2 separate regions of the Homo sapiens genome follow, and region 1 is linked to region 2. Evidence: read pairs that join two places in POLR2A ChIA-PET (ENCODE). Cell type or tissue: Panc1. All regions are shown on one strand. Each heading gives the region's core, and the rest is flanking DNA. Links, peaks and the distances in the headings are about the cores only.

Region 1 (2,930 bases), core at 209-2,708, 200 kb before region 2:
ACAGACACATCTCAGAAGAAAACACGTATGTGGCCAACAATCATATGAGAAAAAGCTCAACATCACTGATCATTAGGGTGAGCAGATTTCTGAACTGAGATTTCTTTATTCTTATTAAAGGGATGGGTGCAGATTACAGTAGCTGAGAAATGAGGATGAGTAAGAGAGTTGTCAGAAGAGTTATTCTCCTAGCTTTTAAAATGGTGCAGCAGACAAACTGGCTTGTATGTTCCATTTTCACTTTGGATAAAATATTCACATTTCAATTACTGAAACAATCTTTGCAGGAAGTATTCTATTTATTCCCTCTGGCTGTGAAAGCTAAAAGCAGCATTTCTGAGAGAAAAGAATTTTTTCTGTGATCTGAAAAAAAGAGAGATGACAGCCTCATTCCATACTTTTCTGTGTTTTGTCTTCTTTTCAGTGAGTTGCCTCTATTTCACATGATAGTAATGTTATTTGAATTATATCTCAATTAGAAAAGTGACAAGAGTTCATTTATACAGCCCTAATATTTCATAAAATAAGGACATAAAAATTTTATAAAAGACACATATGAAAATAGGATAGCCAGTTTTATACAACCTTAAATTTTCAATAGTGACATCCCTGAAGTGACAGGTGGGTCACCTCCAATATGTCAAGGAGGAACTATAAATATCAATATTGATATTTTTAAATTAGAAAGCCTACTTAGTTTTCCTCCAATATCCTTCTATATGGGATATGCCCCCATCACACAACTTGCTCCTTTTAAAAAATTTTAATCAACACATTCCGGCTGATATAGCCCACTTCTTCAGACCCGTGAAGCCTATTTTCATCTATTCTGTGGTCATAACTTTGAGTTTGTTCTTATTTTCTCACAGCACACTATCACACCAAATATTCTCTCCCTTACTATTCAGAAGTGTTTTGTTGGTCCTTGTTCTACCACTGCCTGTTCTTCTGTGGGCCTTGAAAAACGTATTGAACATCTTCTGTATACAAAAGAAACTTAGTTTTGGAGATTACATAGCCTCAAAAATATTTGATAAAAATATTCTTTATTTTAAGCCTCAAAAATATTTGATTCTATGGCTGAAGTTTTGATATGGGTAGAATATAAAGCACTATGTTCTAAAGGGAATGTCAATTTATTTTGTTTAAGATGATAAGCATCTTTATTTTCACTGAATTGACTCTAGAGTCAATTAGACTAGACTGTAATCTTAGGAAAACATTGGATTCTCATAAGTTCTTGCATTTTTAATGATCCTTCATCCTCTATATATCATGGTACTTATAAAACAAGTGGTCTTTTGCTGATATTAGAAAGTGGATTATTATTATTATTATTTATTTGCCTCTAAGATCATTCTATGATTTCGCTTCAAGAAAACTACAGCTACAAGGGGATGATTCATATTTTTCTGTATTTAGGTTTTCTGCAAACCAAAAGGGTGGAGTTTGGGCTAAAACTAGATTGAAAATATTGTCAGTATGTCCATTAGGACAGATTTAATTTGAAAGGTAAGCCCACAGGAACTAATGAAGTCTGTTAACATTTCAGAATACAACGGAGATCTCTAAGATGGTGAGCACCTAGAATAGAGCAAATATTTAATCAATTCTTGACCACAGAGTTGTTCAGTTCATGGCCAACGTTGGCCTGGAGAATGGACTACATGATAACAAAGACCCCAGATATTCAGGTCCAAATGTACTGACTAGACTCAGTTTTTCCTGTCAACACCTAATGCTTAAGGCACACACCCAGACAGTGTATATATCACATATTAAACATAATAGAACAAATATAGTCATTGATCTACAAGGAAAACAAAATAGCCATTATGGGAAAGAAGACTGATGGTCAGTCACTCCTTGAAATTACTCTTTTTTTTATTTCCTGCTCACAGAGGCAATGCTATAACTGCTATACAATGAACTTCCAACAGTCATTATGTCATTTCTAAATGGCACCAGCCTAACTCCAGCTTCATTCATCCTAAATGGCATCCCTGGTTTGGAAGATGTGCATTTGTGGATCTCCTTCCCACTGTGTACCATGTACAGCATTGCTATTACAGGGAACTTCGGCCTTATGTACCTCATCTACTGTGATGAGGCCTTACACAGACCTATGTATGTCTTCCTTGCCCTTCTTTCCTTCACAGATGTGCTCATGTGCACCAGCACCCTTCCCAACACTCTCTTCATATTGTGGTTTAATCTCAAGGAGATTGATTTTAAAGCCTGCCTCGCCCAGATGTTCTTTGTGCACACCTTCACAGGGATGGAGTCTGGGGTGCTCATGCTCATGGCCCTGGACCACTGTGTGGCCATCTGCTTCCCTCTGCGTTATGCCACCATCCTCACTAATTCAGTCATTGCTAAAGCTGGGTTCCTCACTTTTCTTAGGGGTGTGATGCTTGTTATCCCTTCCACTTTCCTCACCAAGCGCCTTCCATACTGCAAGGGCAACGTCATACCCCACACCTACTGTGACCACATGTCTGTGGCCAAGATATCTTGTGGTAATGTCAGGGTTAACGCCATCTATGGTTTGATAGTTGCCCTGCTGATTGGGGGCTTTGATATCCTGTGCATTACAATCTCCTACACTATGATTCTTCAAGCAGTTGTGAGTCTATCATCAGCAGATGCTCGACAGAAGGCCTTCAGCACCTGCACTGCCCACTTCTGTGCCATAGTCCTCACCTATGTTCCAGCCTTCTTTACCTTCTTTACACACCATTTTGGGGGACACACCATTCCTCTACACATACATATTATTATGGCTAATCTCTACCTACTAATGCCTCCCACAATGAACCCTATTGTGTATGGGGTGAAAACCAGGCAGGTACGAGAAAGTGTCATTAGGTTCTTTCTTAAGGGAAAGGACAATTCTCATAACTTTTAAAGTCTTCTGAGATGTTAGAATT
Region 2 (2,930 bases), core at 163-2,662:
GAATGAAAGACTGTTTCTCAGTGTGCAGAATTTTTCCTTTTTGTTTGCTAACCAAGGCAGTTTTTATTTTCTCTATAATTTCTCATCTTGAACAGGGAGATTGGGCATTCTGACGGTTGAGAAGAAATGAAGGTACTTGGCAATAATTCAAGGGGTCTCGAAAAGTTAGATATAAATTTACCACATAATCCATCAAATCCACTCGTAGGAATCTACTCAAAAGAAATGAAAACATATCCGTGCAAAGATTTGTACACAAATGTCCATAGCAGTTTTACTCATATTAAAAAATGGAATCAACCCAACTGTTCATCAAGTATTAAATGTATTGAAAAACAAGTGGTATACCCAATACAGTGGAATACTGTTAGTGTTAAAAGGGAACCAAGTATGTGGGATCCAGAGGTTTGGTGGGGTAATATGATGCATCCAGTAGGACAGGTTTGAAGGTAAAGAGGGCACAGATTTGCTGACAGCCCCAAGTTCCTGAATACTCAGAGTACTTGCAGTTCTAGACTCAGGACCCACTGCTGCAGTTCTAGACTCAGGGTGGTATCAACAGAGCCAGCCTGTTATTATTACAATACTCAATATTAAATACTCAGTATATACCAGGAATATTGTTTAGTGCACAGGTTGAGGTGTCAAGATTTCTTAATAGCAATAAGTGGATATTAACATTTGATAGGAAAGAGGTTTCAGGAAAAGCAAACAGGACCATGACAAGGGTCACAGAATATTCTCATAGCCAAATAGTGATAAAAAAAATACAAACTCAGGAGATAGATTTTCTGTGAGCAAATCTCTAATATGCTCGAATATATTTTCTTTGAGGAAATCTCTAATATATTCACAGGAGAGAGACTTCCTGTGAAAAAAATCTCTAGTATATTTTTTCAGTACAACTTGTTTGAAAGCAGTGTTAGATGATTCCTGTTGTCAGAAATGTTTCTGCCCCTCTCATGGAAAACCCTTCTTAACTCATTACTACCAGCTGGGAGCTGATGGGAACAAAAGAAAAGAAAAAAGTAGATATTGCAAGGCTAAGATTAAGAATCAGGGTAGTTTATGCTTGAGAATTCAGGATAGGCCTAACTGGATTTTCTGAAAGATAATTGTTAACATCTGATTACAGGAAGAACTTCAGTAAAACCAAATGAAAACAAATTTCAGGGAGAAACACCTCTTGTTCCAGAGGCTTAGGGATGTAGGAGAAACAAGCCACCAATTTTGTTTTCAGATGCTTCTGATCATCAAACATGGACCTAATTAATGCATTTTTTTGGTCCTTTCCTCCCTCTCTTTTTTCCATCCTTCTTGTTTTCCCTACTTTCCTCTCATTTTTTCTTCTTTTTTCTTTTTCTTTTTTCTTTTTTTTTTTTTTTTGAGACAATCTCACTCTGTTGCCCAGGCTGGCATGTAGTAGCACAATCTCAGCTCACTTCAGCCACAAACTCTCGGGCTCAAGTGATCTTCCCACTTCAGCCTCTCAAGTAGCTGAGACTAAGGGCATACACCACCGTGCCGGGTAAATTTTTGTGTATTTTGTAGAGACAGGATTTCATTATGTTGCCCAGGCTGATCTCAAACTCCTGGACTCAAGCGATCCACCCACTTCAGTCTCCCAAAGTGCTGGGATTACAGGTGTGAGCCACCACGCCTGGCCCCATCTTTCCTTTGATATTTTATATTTTCTTCCTTCCTTCTTTTTAAAAATTTGTTTTGTTCTTTCTTTTCAGCAGACACATATTAAACTATATATGTCATATAGCACGGTATTTAAGATGGTATTTAAGATGATGGACTCTGGAACCAGTTTTGCCAAGATTCAGATCCTAGCTCATTTACTTACCATCTGTATGATTTGGGGCAAGTTACTTAACCTCTCTTGGGCCTCAGTTTCCCTATCTGTAAAATACCTACTGCATAGAGTTATTGTGAAGACTAAATATGCAAGTATATGTGGAGTACTTAGGACAGTCCCTGAAACACAATAGCTCGTCAGTGAGTGATAGGTAGCATTATTAACTATAATGAAGTACCAAGCATTTGGCAGGGCTCTGGAGTAATACCGATGAATAAAACATGAATTTTGCTGTGCATATATTCACATTCTAGTCAATTTGAAGAAAATCAAGCTAGTCACTTAAATATAGCTTTTTGTTTGTTTCTTTCCTATTATCTCATTTTCTCTAAATCCCCTTCCTAGATAATCCCATCCAGTTTCCTAGCTGACAAAGTCCTAACATTAACTATAGATCAGACCTCTTTTGGGCTCCAGAGTCCATGTGAGTAACTAACTCACAGGTAGAACAAAAACAAGATGTTATAACCTCAGCGGACTCATCTGGTTTAACTTTTAAGTGTCATAGTTGTGAGCTGTTTTTCAATTGCCACAGCCCCCCGGGGCTAAAGGTCACATAGCCTGAACATGCCTAGATAAACCAAGCATGCAACCACAGGTGGAACCCAAATGCTCAGACTGAGGAGTAGGGACTGAATTAAGAAAGAACCTCACATGGCAGAATTCAGGATCTAATCAGATGAGCCCTTGCATCACCCCATGGCAGGATCCAATCAGATCATGTCTCCCAGCATCACCTCATTGCAAGATCCAATCAGATCATACCTCATTAATTTTTTTTTTTTTTGAGGCGGAGTTTTTGCCCTTTTTGCCCAGGCTGGAGTGCAATGGCACGATCATGGCTCAGTGCAACCTCCGCCTCCCAGGTTCAAGCGATTCTCCTGCCTCAGCCTCCCCAGTAGCTGGGATTACAGGCATGTGCCAACACGCCCAGCTAATTTTGTATTTTTAGTAGAGACAGGGTTTCTCCATGTTGGTCAGGCTGGTCTCCAACTCTTGACCTCAGGTGATCTGCCCGCCTCGGCCTCCCAAAGTGCTAGGATTACAGGTGTGAGCCACCACGCCC

What was found. ChIA-PET counts read pairs that join two places held together with the same protein. Peaks named below come from ENCODE experiments on the same cell type or tissue, not always from the same donor. Only the 100,000 strongest peaks of a DNase experiment are listed, where the experiment ranks them.
Region 1: POLR2A ChIA-PET joins it to region 2 with 8 read pairs; 2 of 35 experiments call an interaction of 5 or more read pairs at or near these places.

What each region holds. Positions count from the first base shown.
Region 1 is chr11:5,787,832-5,790,761 of GRCh38, reverse strand. It overlaps OR52N1 (olfactory receptor family 52 subfamily N member 1), which reads left to right. Exons shown (of 2, transcript NM_001001913.2): 2 at 1,902-2,930. The coding sequence starts at 1,946. The coding sequence ends at 2,908. Among named protein-coding and RNA genes, the nearest start is that of OR52N1, 2.0 kb to the left of the region's middle. In Panc1, for the core only: no CTCF peak of the experiment used is centred there; no DNase peak of the experiment used is centred there.
Region 2 is chr11:5,591,371-5,594,300 of GRCh38, reverse strand. It overlaps a transcript of TRIM5 not described here. Among named protein-coding and RNA genes, the nearest start is that of TRIM6, 3.8 kb to the left of the region's middle. In Panc1, for the core only: no CTCF peak of the experiment used is centred there; no DNase peak of the experiment used is centred there; H3K27ac peaks cover 698 bases.